Regions from separate parts of the Homo sapiens genome. Here region 1 is linked to region 2. A link is a loop called in an ENCODE intact Hi-C map of the cell type or tissue named here. Cell type or tissue: PC-9. All regions are shown on one strand. Each heading gives the region's core, and the rest is flanking DNA. Links, peaks and the distances in the headings are about the cores only.

Region 1 (6,887 bases), core at 910-5,909, 53 kb before region 2:
CTACTAAATTAAAGAAGAATATGAGATAATATTGTATGAAAACTATACATTTTATAAAATCAGATAATTCTTTATTACTGAGTGATCTTAGCAAACCTATGGAAAGAATCTTATCTATCTACATAGTAAGCAAATACAACTCATATCTATGTTAACATGTCTAAATGAATTTTTTTTAATATCTATGTTAACATATCTAAATGAATTTTTTAATATTTTGATATACCCCTCGGTCCCAATAACAGGATTTTTGCTTAGGGAGAAAACACTGTTTTGAGTCTCCTGATCATCACTGTAGCAGCACTTTTACCTTTGGGATCGTCTCAGAATTCACCTAATTCAAAGCTTCCATGCAATTACACTGCCACATTTTCCCAATTTAGAAATTCTAATGGCCCCCAGTGGATATTTTCACAGGTTGAATTTCAGAGACAGCTTAACTATCACATGTTTTGTTCTAAATACCCTTATCCAACTTCCAATTTGCCAGCCAGCCACCAATATACATTGCCTGAGAAAGCGCAAATGTGCTTCACGAACAGCATGAGATTCTAACTCTAATACATTTAAACCCCAGGCTCACCACTTGTGCACCTGTTAGAATTGCATATTCTTTCTTTCTGCTAATAGCTTTCAAACTATTTAGCAGGTGACAGCCACACCTAGAAGAACACATCCAGAAAAACATTAACAAGACGCCGTAATGTGAAATGCCAGACACATTAAAATAGCATGCTGTGAATAGGAGATACAGGCTTTGCTCTCTGAAAGGCATGGTCCAAGGGGCTCAAGTTCAAAGGGGGAAAAATTCTGTCTACGCTGCTGCATGAGTAAATGAAACAAGAACATACTGGAAGGAAAAGTTCTGAGAGTAGGAAACTGAGATTGCAGGCCTGCTATCCTAAAAGAACTGTTTATAGCAGGAATTTCCAGGAAGTTTGGAGAAATGTCTGAATTTCTGGGACTCAATTGCAGCACTTGCTTAACAATAAACATTGCCTTCTTTTCTGTGTCTTTTCCCATGCTGAGGTATCTCTGGGGATTGGGGTATGTTACTGAGACTTTGGCATTGCTGAGTTTTTTCTATGCTGTTTCCAGGATCCTTTTATGCTCATGTTGCATTTGTGTGTGTGATAGTGTAGTAGATGGGCAGCCAGGGCTAAGTCAACACATTTATTTCAGTTTCTTCATTTCAGAGACAGTCTTTTATTTGAACAATGAAAAGTAAATAGAAACCAGGCAACTTTTTTGGAGCCACATTAATATATTTTTTCTCATGAGGTTTCATTGTGAGTCTAATAACTGTGTAGAGATTCACGACTCCAGCAATTAGCTTCTGGATATTTCTTTCAATCTGATAGTGTAGTTTGCCTGGCAGTCAGATCGATAGCTTGGGGGTTGAATGCAGCCTTCAATTACTTCTACCTGAAGACCTGATCTTCAATTCTACAGTGCTGATTAGTGTATGTATTTCATTAGAACATTAGTGCTTAAAATTCACATTCATCACGGCAGTGCCTGGCTGTCCACAGGTTAAGAAGGGGAACGGAAGGCAAAGCTTAGAAAGAAACCCTTATCTTGACTTGACTTGAGTCCACATCTCTCAACTGTCTTCCATGTTTTTTTTTTTTTTTGTTTTGTTTTTGAAATGGCGTCTCGCTCTGTCACCCAGGCTGGAGTGCAGTGGCGTGATCTTAGCTCACTGCAAGCTCTGCCTTCTGGGTTCACGCCATTCTCCTGCCTCAGCCTCCCAAGTAACTGGGACTACAGGCACCTGCCCCCAAGCCCAGCTAGTTTTTGTATGTTTAGCAGAGACAGGGTTTCACCATGTTAGCCAGAATGGTCTGGATCTCCTGACCCCATGATCCACCTGCCTCGGCATCCCAAAGTGCTGGAATTACAGGTGTGAGCCACTACCCCTGGCCCTTCCATGGTTTTCAATACATCCATCTGATCACTGATATTTAAGTCCCACAATACATTCTCCGTGGAGTTGCTGGAGGGATCACTTAGAAAAATAAATCAAGCATCATCTCTCCTCCGCTTGAAACCCTCCAGAGCCTTCTCCTTTTGATTAGAACAAAATTCAAACACCAGCCTCGGGGCATGAGCTGACTTGTTCTTTCATCTTGTATCACCATCTTCCCCTTTGCTCCTTACCTCTCAGTACACTGGCATCTTCATGTGTGCCAACCACAATGAGTCATTTTAGACTGGGATTAGAACAAAACTTCAATGACAGCCCAGCTCCCCTCTCAGCACTTAAGTCTTCTGGGCACAGGTGTAACATTTTACTTTCTTTTTTCTCTTTTCTGGCATGTTTCCTACTCTTGTACCTTACACAAGTTTTCTAAATTCAGAATACAAGTGGAATACGGCGTGTAGTAAAATTGCCCTTGAAAACCTCTTAGAATAACTCTAAAGTATATGGTGCAAAGGGTTTTGTTGCATACATAAGATGTTCCCTGTAATAACTATGCCTCATGAGGGATGAAAGTTACCAAGATACAACAAAGAAAACAGAAAAGCTACAAGCAGACATTTGTAAAATCAAACCATTCTTCCTTTCACATCACTATCAAATCTTTAGCTGTCAATGAGTGATGGTAAAAATCCCCAGGAGTCTCAGCCTGCTTTCAGGATTTACTTATTTTCCTTTAACACTTTTAGAGCCTAAGTACATGTTCATAGATTTCCTTGTTGTTAGTATTAAATGAGATCCCAGGGTAACACCTCACCCACGGATTAAGTATTCATTCCAGCTAATAAATGCACTTGTGATGTTGCAATACGCTCTATAGAAGATGCTCAACACAGGTGGAGCAGGAAGTTTTGGCCAAACATCAGGATTTTCAAAATAAAGTAACAGACCAAAATGCAGATTTTCAAAGGAATGTCTGAAAATTTGTTCAATAATGCCTAATGCTCTTCAACCTTTTTAAAAACATAAAAAATGTCAGGAGGAGGGAGCAGATGGGGAAATCATGGGTTTCAAAAGAGAGGAGATATTACCACCAGGTGGCAGGAGCGCACCCGTGGTTATCCACTGAACTCTAGCATAGCTACAGACAGAGGAGGTCCCTCACAGCACCAGCTGGTCCAGAGGCTGTGGTGTGTGGCCCATCACCCAGATAAAAAGGAGGAGAAGGGAACTCCTGGGTTAGGTGAGACTCACCTGTCCAGGTGATGTTGTCCTGCAGCCCAGTAGGGAGTCTCTGGGTCAGAGACCTCCAAAGGGCAAGAGCCATCTGGTGGGCTTTAGAGCTCCTAAGTTTGTCGTTATCTATGACTAGCAGATGTTGGATGCAGTTTGCAACGTATACAAAGCAGGACAGTTCTAAATGGTTAAATACCAGCTATGTTGGAAACAGTTGGATGCGTAAAAATTTGAATCTGGCTCTGGTATGCTTTTAAATGCTAATGTGTCCCAGGCTGCTGTGAAGATGGACACAACCTAGGGGCCAATATCCAGATGCCATTGTAAAAAAATGGAGGAGATTGTAAAGAAAAAAACAAACAACTCCTCGATGAGCTCTGTAGTTCCTAAAGTGGGGAGAAAGGGGAGATGCTACTTGCTTTATTTACTGCTTGATGGACCCTTGAAGAGCTCGAAACAGGAAGACACCATGGATTGTGATATGATCCCTGCCCCAGAGATATGCAGGTCTTAAGGAGGCCTCGTTACCTGTCTGGTGGCAGAGCTGTCTGGGGGCTGCTCTGTGAGGAGAGACCTGGGTGCTCAGAGTGCCCCAAAACTAAGAAGGCCATGTGTACCTGTACTCCAGGTGTGCCCAGTTCTAAGGAAGCTAGGTCTCTTATTGCCCAAATAGGGAGACTTTTGAAAGTGAACAGGAGAATATTAATAATTATGCCAAGACACCAGAAATTGCCTGAGACAGTTTTGGGAAAACTGGAATGGATGTCACCCTACACATGCAGCATGGAAAACCAAGCTGGAGCCTTTGTGAGCGAGCATCTATGTGGGGTGGTTGGCAGGATGAATAGAAGCAGGCAAGGAATTGGGGGCAGTAAAAGCAAATTATTCCTGAACCAGAGGAATTATCACTGGGGTCCAGCAGGGAACCATTGAGAAATATGTGAAAGTACCCATAAGAGAAAGCAGCAGCCTCTACTAAGGCCAGAGAGTAAAGCCAGCTTGGGAAGTTAGTGATGCCTCTAGGATCTTTACTGTCCCCTCCCTCTTTTCTCTCTTATTCAACCCCTGGAAGGTGTGAAACTGACGGACAGGCTGATGGAAGGGTGGGTGTGGGAAGAGAAGAAAGAGAGAATGGTTATCTTAATAAATGCTGAAAAACACACATCATTGACCAAAAAAATGTTGAGAAAATAAAAATGGTGGGTATAGACTTTAATTTTTTTTTTTTTTTGAGACAGAGTCTCGCTCTGTCATGCAGGCTGGAGTGCAGTGGTGTGATCTTGGCTCACTGCAATCTCTGCCTCCCGGGTTCAAGCGATTCTCCTGCCTCAGCCTCCCAAGTAGCTGGGACTACAGGTGCGCACCACCACACCTGACTAATTTTTTTATTTTTAGTAGAGACAGGGTTTCACCATGTTGGCCTGGCTGGTCTTGAACTCCTGACCTCGTGATCCACCTGCCTTGGCCTACCGAAGTGCTGTGATTACAAACATGAGCCACCGCGCCCAGCCATAGACTTTAATATTAAAAGCCAATAGTTTACATAATGAGGGGACCCTAGAAGGACCTCCACCAAGATCATTAACAAAGCAAGAATATGAACAAATTTCACTATTATTTCACAATGTTCTTGAGGAACTAGTTAGGGCAATTAGACAAAAGGAAACAATTTGGACATAAAGACTGAGATGAAGATATAAAACTCCATAAGCAGAGAACCTGATCATACATCTAGAGGATCAATGATAAAACTAACAAAAACACTACAGGATTTCAGCAAGACAGCAATGTACAACATTAACATACAAAAATCAATAGCATTTGTAGACACAAATATTCACCAGTTAGAAGATAAAATGAATCCATGGATCTCATTTATTACGGCAACAAGAAACAAACAATACATTTAAGGATAAATACACCAGAAATGTTTGAAGCCAACAAGCAGAAAAGTATAAAACTCTCCTGAAGATAAGAGGAGGTTTGAATAGCTATGTTCTTCCTTGTTCTAGATAGGGCATCTTTACATCACTGATATTTCAATTCTCTCTGACTTAATGTATAACTTTAATGCCACCTCAATAAAAATTGTAATGAACATTTTCTTGGAGCTATACAAGCTGATATTAAAATTTATATAGCAAAAGAAATAAACCAGAATAACCAGGAAAGTCCGAAATGCAAGTCTGGAAGGGAACTAGTCATGCCAGGTACTAAATCAAAGGGGGCAGTGAGGATCTGGTGCAGAAACAACCTGATCAATGGGACAGGACAGGGAGTCTCAAAATAGCCATAACTGCATATAAACATCTAGTATATGGTTACCACAGTATTCAATTCAAGGGGGCAAAATAGAGACTTTTTAATAAATGGTGTTGGAATAAATTATAGTTATTTGTTCAAAGAGTTATAATTTTATGCATTCCTTACACCATGCACTAGATGATCCTCCAAATGGATTAGACTGAAATGGAAAGAAAAAAAGGGTGAATTCCTATATCATCTGGGTCTAGGTAAAATTTTTTCAACTATGACCAAGTTCCACATGTAACTGAAAAATTAAAAACTTGACTCTCTCTCTATATATATATATTTTACTTTCATGGCAAAAATAATCCATTATGAGGAACATAAAAAGACAAATAATAAACAGGAAAAAATATTGATGATATATATTACAAACTCCAGAATCATAAAGACATCTTAAATAATGAGAAAAAAATGTAAAATGCTACAGAAAATTTCGCAAAAATGATGACTGGACAACTCAAAAAGTTATAAAAATATCTCTTAAATATATGTAAAGTGTTTAACTTCACACATACTAGGAAAAATTAAAATAAAAATTATTCTGAGATATAGTCTACCCATCAGATTGACAAAAAGCCAAAAGCTTGACAATAGACTCTTTTGACAAGGCTGTCAGGAGGGAAAAAAAAAAAAAAAACTCTCCAACACTGGTATCAAGAATGTAAACTACTTAACTCCAGAGAAAGAGTGATTGGCAATATCTAGTAGAACTACGTATGAATTTATGTTTTGGCCTAGAAATGCCACTTCTAGGAATTCATCCTAAAGACATGCATCTAATCGTACAAAAAATACATCTGCACAGATTATGCATTGCAGCATGATTTGTGATTGCAAGATATTAGAAACTGCCTAAATATTCAAGTATGGGAGAGCAGTTGAATAAACTGGGCTATCTACTGCAGTTGGGTATTCTGCGGCTGTAAAAAACATGCAGACTTTTTATTTTTTAATGAACTGATATAGAATGCTCTCCAGGAGATGTTATTTTAAAAAAATTTAAAAGGTAAGTGCAAAAGAGGTTATAAATTATTCAGCTTTAAAAGGAAACAGCATTATGACAGATGCCGCAACATGGCGGTAGCTTAAGGACATTATGGTAATTGACATAAGCCAGACACAAAAGGACACATATTGTATGATTACGCGCATATGAGGTACCTAGAATAAGCAAATTCTTGGAGACAGAACATAGAATGGTGTTTGTCAGGGGCTGGGGAGAAGGGAGGGATGGGGCGCTATTGTTTAATGAGTACAGCGTTTCAATTTGGAATGATGAAAAGGTTCTGAAAATGGATGGTGGCGATGGTTGCAAACAATGTGAATGTAGTTAATGCCACAGAACTGTATACTTAAAAATAATTAAAATGATACCTTTTGTTATGCATTGTACCACATTTAAAAAATAATAAAAAGAACA
Region 2 (6,887 bases), core at 610-5,609:
TGAAACCCTAAAAAGCAAACCCTGAACTATTAGATATGGGCATTTATAGACAGGAATAATTCCACAATTTTAGCAACATGCTTCTCCATATTACTACCCATTTTTAATTGGAAATGACCCAGATATCAAATGAGCATTAAAAATAACTTTAAGATTTTAATTTACACAAAAAGTTTACTTAAAATAATTATCCTCTTCACTGTACTCAATTTTTTATTTTTAACAAGGGAGATGTCAATCAACATATGTCAAATGAACGTTGGTTTGGCCCAGAAAGGTGGGACAACTCAAGGAGAGGAGGGGGCTTGGGGCTTTCAGATCATGGGTGGGAGACAAATGGTTGCATTCCTTTGACTTTCTGATTAGCCTTTCCAAAGAAAGCAATCATATATGCATTTATCTCAGTGACACTTTGAATAGAATGGGAGGCAGGCTCGCCCCTAGCAGCTCCCAGCTTGGACTAACACTAACATTTTTAAATATCTAGCAAAGACAAACATAAAATTCAGACAAAATGTATGCTGACAATTCTGATGGCATTTCTCTTTTTATTCCACCAATAATTGTAAAGCCAGTTTGTTTAATAAAGTTATACTTAAGTCATGTGAACTTGAAAATTGCTCAGACTTATTTACTTAATTTATGAGCATTCTTTTACTTATAACCAATTTGGAAGACACAATATATAACAATAAGTGTATATACAAATAATCACATCTAGACATGTATACACACACATAAACGAAGATCCAATAGCTTGGAACCTTGGCCGTGAGATAGCAATACAAGCTTGCCAGTTTTACTTTGCCCCAATAGATAATCCAAGGAAGGCTGAGAACCAAAATTTTGGGTAAATCAGTCTCCATGGCAGTTTGATTTTTAAAGGCTAAACCTCCCCAGACTCCAAGGAGCACTGGGGCCAAACAGTACCAAAGGAGGGCGTCACACGTTAACCAGGCTCCCTGCTTAGAACAGCAGCACAAAAGCCTGAATACATGCAATGCCATCCCACTTTCCAATTCGACAGCAAACTTCAGATTCTAAGCAATTTTGGGGCCAAGCAGCATTGCAACTGTGAGAGAAAATTCCAAAGAGGTCTTATTACTAGATCTCAGAACCTCTGCCAGGAGCATCCTCTTTGGAGAGTTTGAGGTCTGGAGGATCCCCAGGAGTGTCCACTTGTGGGGTCTAATCTTAGCGCTCCAGAGGTCTCTGGCCTTAGGTGGGCACTGGTGCCACTTTGCAAGCATTCCCTCCAGAGCCTACTATGAGCTTTCCTTTGGTACCTGGGTGTAATCCCCAAATTTTAGCATCCTTATAATTTGATAAGGCCTTATAATTAGAGACGCTTTTCCATGCTTCTCATTCCATGAACTTTAATGATAGGAACTGGAGGCTGGGTGGGTTTCCTTCACCCTTAGCCAGTTGAATAGGGGAAGGGAAGAATTTAGCATAGGAAAAGAAGGTTTAAGTCACCTGAAACATGTGCGGGTTTGCTCTGAGCTGTGCCACATATAGGGATCAGGGACCACACACCGAAAATACATTAAAAAGAGCCTTCCCCCTTCGGGGCAGGCCAATTATTCCCATTCATTCTTAGGCCTTCGGGCAATACCAGGGAGTGACCCCAGCCAATTGCCCTCAATTTCCAAGGAAGTACTAGGAGACAGCCATTGAAAGACTGAAAATGAAAGTGGAAAAAAAATGAAAGAGATCCACATTCCTTAAGTGAACCGGGTGGTGGGGGTCAGGCTTCTCCACATGGAAACCCCTTAGTTTCACTGACCATGGCCAGAAATTTGAAGTTGCTTCCATGTTTAGACGCTGCCCACCAAGGGTCCCGGGTTGGAAAGGAAAGGAGAGAGAAAGAGATTCCCCTGTATGGAGCAGAAAAGAAAAGGAGAAAGGAGAAGAATAAATCCCAAATTTTGGGCTTACCTCTTCCTCCTTCCCGGGTCACCAAAATATGTTAACGGCAGAGGTTGTTCAGGTTCTTGGGGATATTTAAACTCCCCAAAATTCTACAATGGGGCCTTTGAGCCCCTCTGCTCAGGCCCACTCCCACACTGTGGAGTGTACTTTCATTTTCAATAAAACCCTTCATTCCTTCTTGCTTTGTTTGTGCGTTTTGTCCAATTCTTTGTTCCATTGGTTGCTTTGGGTACACCCTATATAAATGGGGAGGAGGAAGTAAAGTTACAAAGTCATTTACCGCATACACCCTACGGAGAGGATATTTCCTGTTATAGCTGAAGTGTGAATCAGCCTTATGCTCCCTGCCTCCAGACCCTATTTTCCTGCCTCAAAATGAGCTTTGAAAAACCCCCAGTCTACCAGCCTTTGATGAGATTGATTTAAGTAATAACTCTCTCCCATGTGGCATGGCTGGCCTCATGTCAATTACATTTTCTTTGCTGCAATGCTGTGCTGTGAATTGATTTTGTTTGTGCAGCAGGCAGGAAGAACAGGTTGGGTGGTTATATCAGCCTTTCCACAAACAGATAAACAAACCAATGGGCCAAGACACCCAGTATTTATCACTTTTTTTTCTCTTAAAATGTGGAGTTGAGTCCTCAGCAGTGAAACATTGGTATACCATTTATAAACATTACAAAATCTTTCAAATGGTATTTTAAGGGCACCCTTATATTTTCTGCACCTCTTCTACACTTACAATGTTGTAAACAATGGGTGGGTAATGAAACAGTTTTCTGAGCCAGCTAGTGTTCTCCTCCAAGAAGGCATCATTGTTTCTGTGAATGCTTCAACATTTTATTTTCATTACAGAGAAAACAAAGCAGAGTAAAATAAAACAAAATGAAAACAAACACACATGCACTGTGCAGAACTATTTACCTGCCCTGCATTCATCCTACTTTTTCTCTCTAGAACACGCATTTCTGCAGATTTCTATCTGACTCAATGCCTCACATTGGGAAAAATTTCATTGCATATAAACACAAGATAGCAAAAAACTACTTAGTGACTGCCTGCTTGCAGTAGGCAACTGTGACTTGCTGTTTTTGTTTTGTTTCTATTCTCTCTCTTACCACAATTAATCCCCCTTTTGAAATTAGCACTTGATTTTTTTTTTTTTTTTTTTTTTGTAGATTCACCTTCTCCCTTGTCACCCTCCATCCCTGCAGCTCCATGCATCTCCTTCATATGGGGCTGACTTCAACCTCAGGATGCAGGGAAGTCACCTAACCCAGGCCTGACCAATCAGGGCGTCACACCTCTTAGAGAGTATTTAAAGGGCAGGCCTGATGGCCAATGAGATCTGTTCCTGGGGCTTTGCTGAGAATACTGAGGGAAGTTGTCCTTCCTTCCATCAGTTTTCTCTGCTGATAGATGAATAGCTTGGAGCTGCCGGTGTTTATCTTGTGTTATTTGGGAAGCATCTACCTGAAAATTACAGAATAAAATAGAACCAAATATGAAAATTCCATTACCTGAAGACATTTTTGATAACCTGGTCCTCTCTTGTACCTTTCAGCTGCGTAAGAAAATGCATTGCCTTATTTGTGTGTTCATGTATGTCTTTCTTTACAGGCTTCATCACAGTGGAGCTAGGTCTTGGTCACTTTCATCTGAGACCTGACAAGTACGCTCATCACACACTCTGCACCTTACTGTGTTCACCCCATTCTATCCATTCTGCCTCTGTGTTTTGAAAACTTGCTTCTTATTCTCAAGATACCTTCCCCTTTTTTCAGACTGGTAGCATCACAGCTATTCAAATAAATGCTCCCTCTTCTACCACTCTCCCTGGATGGGCCAATGGTCTGCCCTTTAGCTTTCACAGCTTTGGTGTACTGCACTAGACTATGAGTGACCTGGGGTGGAGACTGTGTCTGAGTCATCTTTGCAGCACCCACCACAAAATGTTCGTGCTGAACAAGCAGAGGAGGCTCCACATCCTGTTCTTTACAGATTTTGATTACTGTCAGGTGCCTGGCTGGCTGAAAAAAAAAATTCTTCCATTTTCCTGGCTTTCTGAGTGTCTTTCTTTTCTGGATGTTCATTAGGACATGGGCTCAGCCACACCAAGCTCATGCAGTCCTGTTGCTTCAGGGGATGTTCAGCATCAAGGTAGCTGCAAAAAAAGGAAGGCAGATAGTTATGAATCTACCTTTTAGTCTCTTTCTGCCTTAACATACCATAATTTTGAAGAGGTTTTGTATGCCCTTTACTTCAATGTGCTTGTGTCTGAGGGAAATATTGAGATACAGACATCCGGCAGAAAATGTTTCCTGGCATTGGAATCCTGCAAACATCCACCTCTTCTGTTTACCCCAATGCTGCTGTTAGTGAGGGGAACAGGGAGAGACCCTGAGACAGCCTGAGAGTCACCTACAGGAAGAGACAGGGCTTCTCCTGAAGAGGAAGTCACTGGGGTCTGGCAAGCAGGTCAGCTCACTTCATTACCACCTGGGGCCCAGGTCTCTTTCTATCCCTCATGGAGTGGTTCCCAGCTCTAATAATGAAAACACTTAAGGAGCTTTCTAAAACAAAGATTCCTGAGTCCTATCCCAGATTTAGAGGTCTGAAGATCTAGCAGTAGTCACCTGGGGAGTTCATTTTTTTTTTTTACAAAGCTCTGCAAGTTTGACAACCACTACCTTAAAACACACACTTCTACCATTTCAGTCAATTAAAGATGCAATATTAAGATATTCTCTGCACCTCACAGAAAACCAGAGCACGAAGGCCTTTAATTTCCCAGGATTGGCCCATGTTACAGAAAGGAATCCTAACAGATTTGAACATCTTCTGTTGTACCATACTAGGGTGCTTGGAAAATATGTTGTTTTCTGTCTCTCTCCAGGCATACACGTAAGAGAGCACTTCACAAAATTATTGACTGAGAAGTGGTCATGTGTCTTGTTTTGGCCAATTAAATGTGAGCAGAAATCATGTGGGTCACTTCCAGGTGTAAGATATTAGAGGCCTGCATGCTTCATCTTACTCGTTTGTCTCTCTTTGCCATGACAGCCAACAATCTTCCGGAAAGGCAATGCCTAGTAAGTCTGGCTCAGAGGTCAGGACAAGCAATGTCATTGTGGAGCAGCCTCCTGAGGTTAATGAGAAGCCTGAAAATCCTAAGTAATCTCCAAAAACCTTCTAGAATTAATGCGTGAATTTAGCAAGGTCTCAGAATACAAGGTTAACCCCCAAATCTACCAAATTTCTATATCTTACCAGTGTATAATTAGAAACTCAAATTAAAACACACACACACCCCACTGCTATGTAGAATAGCTCCCCTAAAGTGAAATACATTGATATAGATTTAACAAGACATGTAAAGGTTGGTATGTTGGAAATTACAAATGCTGATAACAGAATCAGTGACTACCTACATAAAATGAGAACTAATTCATGTCAACATAGTAAAGATGTTACTTTTCCCCAAATGGATCTTTAAATTTAATGCAATACTACTTAAAATCCCACCAGGATTTTTATAGTTATAGATATGCTAATTCTATAATATATATGGAAAACAAAATGAATTAGAAGACCAAAACAATGTCGAAAATCAAAAAAGTAGTTGGAAGAAGCCATACCCAATTTTAAGACTTACTATTAATTGATAGTAATCAAGACATTGGTGCACTAAGGAAGAGATGGCTACTCCCAGGACCCAGACTGTGATCTCTAAATGCTATTGACCAGTAAAGAGAACCAGAGCCCCAAAAGGAAATGGCTGATTCCAAATATTGGTCTGAAAAGGTACAAAATGAACCTGTATATCTTGTTATGATTGAAAGCAAGGACATTGTCAACTATTAATGCAATTTAGTCAAAAAAGATACAGGGATCTGACCATCCCTTTATACAGGCCATCCCTCTGGATAAAGAAGTGACCATCTGAGGATTAAAAAAAAAAGATACTGGCAATGCTTTGTAACACACAAAACATAGCCAACACGAGTAACGTTTTGAGCTTACTAGATTACCATGTTACCATTTTGACTTTCAGAACTGTAATATTGGCCAGGCGCGATGGCTCACACCTGTAATCCCAGCACTTTGAGAGGCCAAGGCGGACAGATCACTTGAGGTCAGGAGTTCAAGACCAGCCTGGCCAACATGGTGAAACCCCGTCTCTACAAAAATACAAAAATTAGCCAGGTATGATGGCAGGTGTCTGTAATCCCAGCTACTCGGGAGGCTGAGGTGGGAGAATTGCTTGAATCTGGGAGGCGGAGGTTTCAGTGAACCGAGATCGTGCCATTGCACTCCAGTTTGGGTAACAGAGTGAGACTCTATATCAAGAAAAAAAAAAAAGAACTGTCATATAATAAATTTATATTGTTTTTAGCCACTACATTTGTTACAACTTATTAGGGTAACGTTAAGAAACTTTTCTATTTTCCGTAGAGGCCCCGGAGCTCCTTAGCTTTGGGATAAACTGGTGCTTACCCCAACTGTGGGGTCAGAGCGTGGAAGTGAGAGAAGGGAAAGACCATCATGGTCTGCTGTGGTCAGGGAAGGCTTCCTGGAGGAGGAGAAAGTGGAGGAAGCAGCTGAGCCTGGAGGGATGGGGTCACTACCTTTAAAGCATCTGTCAGCCATGGGGATCTGATGGTTTTTTTATTTTTTATTTTTTATTTTTATTATTATTATTATTTTTTTACAAACCCTTGTGTGGAGATCTGACTTTCAATAGATCGCAGCGAGGGAGCTGCTCTGCTACGTACGAAACCCCGACCCAGAAGCAAGTCGTCTACGAATGGTTTAGCGCCAGGTTCCCCACGAACGTGCGTTGCGTGACGGGCGAGAGGGCGGCCGCCTTTCCGGCCGCGCCCCGTTTCCCAGGACAAAGGGCACTCCGCACCGGACCCTGGTCCCAGCGCGGGGCGGGGCGGCCCGCCGGCGGG

The links. A loop is a pair of places that touch in the nucleus more often than their neighbours do. Peaks named below come from ENCODE experiments on the same cell type or tissue, not always from the same donor. Only the 100,000 strongest peaks of a DNase experiment are listed, where the experiment ranks them.
Region 1: it touches region 2 in a loop (2.8-fold over the local background); 4 of 110 quality-filtered maps call a loop at or near these places.

Annotation. Positions count from the first base shown.
Region 1 is chr12:127,105,774-127,112,660 of GRCh38, forward strand. All of the region lies in intron 1 of LOC107984449, which reads left to right. Among named protein-coding and RNA genes, the nearest start is that of LINC02405, 49 kb to the left of the region's middle. In PC-9, for the core only: CTCF peaks have their summits at 3,034 (motif pointing right) and 3,235 (motif pointing left); DNase peaks (open chromatin) are centred at 2,178 and 3,068.
Region 2 is chr12:127,159,266-127,166,152 of GRCh38, forward strand. It overlaps LOC105370062 (a long non-coding RNA gene), which reads right to left. Exons shown (of 4, transcript XR_945515.4): 2 at 3,453-4,096; 3 at 1,939-2,168. Among named protein-coding and RNA genes, the nearest start is that of LINC02405, 100 kb to the left of the region's middle. In PC-9, for the core only: no CTCF peak of the experiment used is centred there; no DNase peak of the experiment used is centred there; H3K27ac peaks cover 1,060 bases.